Regions from separate parts of the Mus musculus genome. Here region 1 is linked to region 2. The links are chromatin loops, found by intact Hi-C in ENCODE. Cell type or tissue: gastrocnemius. All regions are shown on one strand. Each heading gives the region's core, and the rest is flanking DNA. Links, peaks and the distances in the headings are about the cores only.

Region 1 (2,919 bases), core at 172-2,671, 150 kb after region 2:
TCTTAGCTCACATCAGGGCTGGGAGTCATGTGTCTTAGTGTGAAAATCTGTGTTGACTGTGTTCACTCCGGAAGGAAGATTAGAGAAGTAAGGGACTGGGGAGCAGTGCTCCTGAGTTAGAAGGAAGGAAACAGCCAGGTAGGGCACCTGAGGAGGGACATGGGGGTGGGCCTCTCTTTGCATTCCTGTGCCTGAGCCCCAGGTTCAAACAGGAGCCAGGGAGAGCTATTTAGTTTCCCACTAGGTGGATCTGACTCGGCTTACAGAGTTTATTACATCCTCAGGCACAGGGAACTGTCAACAGTTTTTCCTTGTTTGACAGAGACAGATTCAGTCTGGATACTCAAATCAGTGATCAGAGAGAGTCCTTGTAGCCTGGAAGAAACTTGTGATTTGGACCTTAGAAAAGGTGGCTAGATAGACCGGACAGACAACTGGACAGATAGAAGATGTCAGCCGTACCACAGACACACATTCTGGCATTCTGACATGCTACATCCACTCCAGTAGTGACCAGCCCAATAGGTCCTGAAAACCTGGGCGCTATCCTGAGGCGAAAAGTTCACGGAAACTAGGTCTCCTTGAACTGTAGTTTCCTGTATAAAGAATGCTCCAATGCCCTTGCTTTAGTTGATAAACGGATCTGTGTGCTTTCCCTTAATATTGCTTTATTACAAGTGCTCCTAAGGATTGATATTTTGACATATAACTAAGTTAGATTCTAGGCAGTCCTTGATCAGACCTTGCTAAGTCACTGCCCTTCTCAGAAATTTACCATTATCTGGGAAGAAGGAAATTTGTGACCTAAAGAGGAACCAGAGTAGATACTTAGAACTATAGGTAGCTGAGTTACACCCATACACAAACAAGTATTTACAATGGCCTAGGGGAAGGTGGACTACACAGTAGACTAGAGTAGGATCTATGGCAAGGGCATGAAGCCCTTGCCCCTGGCTTCTAAGATTAAGTGGACCTTAGTGGGAGCTGTCTTTGATCCCAGTTGTTAACAATGAGTTTTACCCCAGTTGGTTCCTGCCAGTTCTTCCGTGTTTGTATTCCTCTGTTTTGCGTAAGAATCCAGTAACCTCTTTGTACCTTGCTTTGTGTGTCACCCAACTCCCCTATTTTCTTCTGTATAAAACGTTTGATGCTCGATTTGACAAATTACATTCAGATCCACACTCCCTTGTGTTGAGTCTGTCTGTCAATTCCTGTCAACTCATTGCCCACCTGTATCAGAGACTCATTCTACGCAGATAAGGGACCAAGAGGGTCTGCGGTACTGACATCCATCGATATTTAGTCTGTGGTGAGTTGCTGGGTGAGTTGCAACACCCTGTAGGGGTTCCAGCTTGCTTACCTGTAAAACAAAATGGATTCTCTTAGGTGTTTGATAGGGGGTGTGCTGGTTAGTGGTTTTGTCAGCTTAACATTAGAGTCATCTAAGAAGCGAGAACTTGAATTGAGAAAATGCCTCTATCAGATGGCCTGTAGGCAAGTCTATGAGACATTCTATTGATTAATGATTGATGTGTGGGAACGCCCAGTCACTGTGATTAGTGGGACTGGTGTGTATAAAAAATACTATCTGAGGAGATGGAGAGATGGCTCAGTGGTTAACACTGGCTGCTCTTCTAGAGGACCTGGTTTCAACTTCCAGAATCCCCATGGTGGCTCACGACCATTTGTTGACCCAGTTTCAGGGAATCTGGAGCCCTCTCGTGGCTGCTTTGAACATAGCATGTACATCTTATGCAGACAAGCAATAAGTAAATACATACATACATACGCTAAAAATAAATAGTCTCTAAAAAAAGCAAGCTGAGCACATTGTGAGGAGCAAGACCATAAGCAGCCCTCCTCCATGGTCTCTGCTTCAATTCCTGCCTCTTGGTCCCTGGCCTGCTTGAGTTTCTGCCTTCTTTTCATTCATAATGGACTGTGAGCTGCCAAATGAAATGAAATCATTCCTCCCCAAGTTGCTTCTGATCATAGCGTTTAACACAGCAATAGGAAGCAAAGTAGTTCAGTGAGTTAGATGTTGCTTTTATTGGCATTTGGGGACCATGAAGAGCTGTGTTCAGCTAATACTGGAGGGAGGTTATCCTCCGTGGATCCACACATGACTGTATGGGTGTCAGGGAGATCAGCAATAACTCGAGGAGGTGGGGAGCAGATGAACAGAGATGGTTTAGTTTTATCGTGAATCAACTGAAAAATGTCTTGCATTGGCAGGGCTTTACTCCCGGCACCTCAGGGGACTGGGCCCTAAAGACAGAAAGTTAAGTCTAACCTGAAAATGAAAGAACCTAAAGAAAACTAAATAAACTAAGAAAACTAAAGAATGCACCTGAGCATGCAGATAAAAGACAAGCTTTTTCAGCCAGGCTGTGGTGATGGTTGTGGCTGCCCTCTCACCTTTATTCCCAGTACTTGGAGTGTGGGGAAGAGGCAGACATATCTCTGAGTTCAAGTCCAGTCTGGTCTACAGAGCAAGTTTCAAGACAGCCAGGGCTACACAGAAAAACCCTGTCTTGAAAAACCAAAATCCAACTAACTAACCAAACACACAACCAAAAAAACAAACACAAAGACTACAACAAGAAATCCAGACAAACATACAAAAACCAACAAGCTCTCCAGGACAAGAGAGATGGATCAATGAAAGTCCTTGTTTTTCTTACAGAGGACCCAGGTTTGATTCCCAGCACCTGCTCACAACCATGGTAACTCCAGTTCCAGATGAGCCGGGTGGGTGTGTGTATACACATGAATTCAATTGAGTGCAGTGCCCATGGTAGGTAAAGAGTTGGTTGGTTTCCTGGAGCTGGGCTTACACTTGGTTGGGAGCTACCTGATGGGGGTGTTGGGAACTGAACTCCCGTCCTCTGGAAGAGCATCAAATGCTGTTAACCACTG
Region 2 (2,919 bases), core at 182-2,681:
AGATGATCTCCTTGGTCAGCTCTTGGACGATGTTATTTTCTCCAGTGTTGTCATCACCCTTAAAGGCGTTGTTCAGAGCTTCTTCCTTGCTGTTCTGCAGTACAGACATCCATCTGGGCAAACAGCAGCAGTGCTGGGCGTCAGCTGGGCGAACACACCCACTCCCACCCCTGCTTCCAGCCCCACCCACAGCACTTACATCTGACATTCTTGTTCGTCTTCCGCTTGGAAGTGGTACGTCCTGTCATCTGCACAGCAAGGGAGACTTATCACTGAGCAGCTGGGTGTATTTACCTCAAGAATAAATAATGTGTGCTCTCTGCCAGATTAATGTATAAAGCCAAGCAGCCCTTGGGACATGTGCGTGCCATGCATGTGTGTGTGCCTGCCTGCCTGCTTGCATGTGTGTGCTGACTTCAGTCATTGTGACTTTATAATACAAATCTAACAACCTGCCCCTTTCTAGTCTAAAAGATGCCATTTCCAGAGAATTTCTATAATCTCTTTAAAGAGACATCCCCAAAAAGGAACTGTTCAAGTCCTTTGATAAGAGCCTTCCCTATCTCACTTTTTGAGGTACTGTCTCTTTATGCAGACCAGGCTAGCTTTGAACTCACAAGAGATTTGCCTGCCTCTGCTTCCTGAGTGATAAGACTAAAGGCTTGGCTAATGCCCCCTGACGAACAAGAGCCTTTTCTGGAAAACACATCTTAGACATTTTCTGGCTTCCTTAGAAAAGAACTAATACTATATCAGAAATTCTAAAGCCACACCCTGAGAGTCCTATGTCACAAGCACAGCTAGATGAATAACGGTATAAGAGGAAGTGTCGCGCTGTGCATCAGGTACTTGCAGTGTCTTACAAGTGCTTTCAGGGGCCGTGTTCCCAGGAGGGGTGGATGAGGGGCAGCTTAATTTCTGTGCTATTCTTGCCAAAATGAACAACCTCAGCTAAGTCCTGAGGTACCACAGGAGAAACCTAGCTTGGCAGACATCTCATAACAAAACTGGACAGCAGTCTTCAAAACGTACAAAGGTCAACATGGGCAAGGGATGACTGTAGAAACTGGACCCCTAGGAGCCATGACTAACTATAATCTAAATGCGACATGGGGCCTGGAGGGATCAGAGCACCAGGACAAGGACAGGAGTGGGAAATGGATACATTCTGAGTACCATTTCACAGCACCAAGCCTGCGTCCTTCCTCAATGCGGATTTCTCTAGTAATACATACTGGCTAAATTGTACTGACATATACACACACACACACACTCACACACGCATGCATGCACACGGGTACACATGCATAAACACACGCACATGTACACACATACACGAACACATGAACATGTGCAAATACACACACACACACACACACACACACACACACACACACACACACAAATAAATGCTTTTGAAAATATAATGAGTAGACAGCTCTGCAGTAGTAGTTTTCACTCCTTGTCTTAGAAAGACTCTTGATGGGCCGTCTAATTGGGGCCAAGTATCAAGAGGGGTCAAGTGCAGACACAAGTGAGGCTCAGAGCAGAGGTTTTGTTTCTTTAAAATCTTAACACCAGGGGGAGTCAGACATCACTTGTTTACAATCTATCTGTCACCAAAGAGAGGAACAGGCAAAGAGAACTACTTCAAGTTAGACAAATACTGGATTGCAGCAGACTGAAGTGAGCAAAGAGGCATGGCCACCTTCTTCTCCCAGGCACCTCACAGCCCCACCCAGCCTCCTAGGAAGACGGCCAGAGGGGCAGGTCCACAGTTCTAGCTGGGAGCTTGCCAAGTGGACCTCAGAGTTCTCAGGAAGCTGTGACTGGAGGGCATGTCAGTGTCCTGGGCCCACACTGAGCTACTTTACAGCCAGGTTGGGTGTGGCTTTGTCATCTGCTGACTAATTCTGCCAGTAATCCCACTGGGCACTGGAGAAATGGGAGGTCATTCTGTACAAAGTGTCCCAATAATAACGCCCTCTCTGCAGGCTCTCTGGAAAGCCACCTAGACCAGGGCAGTTTCCATGAGCTTCTGCCACAAGAGAAGCGTTTGGGGCTGTAGAAAGGCATGCCACCAAGGCCCTCTGAGCTCTATCCTGTCTGGGAGACTGGCCAAGTTATCTCATAATTCTAACCACAGTCCTTCCTAGGGTGCCTGTGTGGCTCAAAGACAATGGCTCAAGAGTGTGCCTGAGGGCACAAGACTGGACAGGTCCCAAAGGGCTGGCTTTACTGCAGACAGATCCCCCTAGAGGAACACGTTCCCTCTAGATCAGAATGGGAAGCCCCTGTTTGGGAGCGGGAGATAACAGTGGGGGCGGGCCTTGCAGGCAGGAGCTCAAGGCAGCCAGCCAGCCTGTCATCCTCTCAGCAGATTCAATACAGAATGATCAGTGAGGAGAAGGATGACTCCTGGGGAGCAGCTACATTCTCACAGGCCTGCTGTCTCTTGGCCTGGCATTGGGTTCATCTTTGATTTCCCAACAACTATGTTAAAATCAAGGACATTTGATGGCATTTGCTCCACTAGTCAGGAGGCAGAGGGAATAGGGTGCTAAATGAGCCAGTCCCCACCCCCGACCCTTCCCACCTTCTCAGGACAGCACTAGCATCAGAGCTTTAGCCCGTGCATTTCAGGTCTCTACATGAGCTTAAGCCCCGGCAGCTCTGCAGAAAGCATTCCCACCAGATGTTCCCAGAGGTATTAGATACTTTGAACATCTGCTGAGTTGAAAACTGGGTAGGACTGGAATTAATTTTGCCCCTTGAAGACCAAGCAGGAGTAGTGGGTGAGACAGGTTTTCAACATAACTAGTGTTCTGCATCTGCATAGCCACAACAGCGAACGGTGGTTGTGGCCAAGATTCACGGAACATCTCAAGCTGCCACAAAGTCAACAGTGTGATCACGGTG

What was found. A loop is a pair of places that touch in the nucleus more often than their neighbours do. Peaks named below come from ENCODE experiments on the same cell type or tissue, not always from the same donor. Only the 100,000 strongest peaks of a DNase experiment are listed, where the experiment ranks them.
Region 1: it touches region 2 in a loop (7-fold over the local background); 8 of 42 quality-filtered maps call a loop at or near these places.

Annotation. Positions count from the first base shown.
Region 1 is chr12:21,074,748-21,077,666 of GRCm38, reverse strand. No RefSeq gene overlaps it. Among named protein-coding and RNA genes, the nearest start is that of Asap2, 36 kb to the left of the region's middle. In gastrocnemius, for the core only: a CTCF peak has its summit at 1,725 (motif pointing left); a DNase peak (open chromatin) is centred at 1,720.
Region 2 is chr12:21,226,568-21,229,486 of GRCm38, reverse strand. It overlaps Asap2 (ArfGAP with SH3 domain, ankyrin repeat and PH domain 2), which reads right to left. Exons shown (of 29, transcript NM_001135192.1): 14 at 200-248; 15 at 1-113. Among named protein-coding and RNA genes, the nearest start is that of Gm40855, 23 kb to the left of the region's middle. In gastrocnemius, for the core only: a CTCF peak has its summit at 1,567 (motif pointing right); DNase peaks (open chromatin) are centred at 1,805, 2,079 and 2,304; H3K27ac peaks cover 1,268 bases.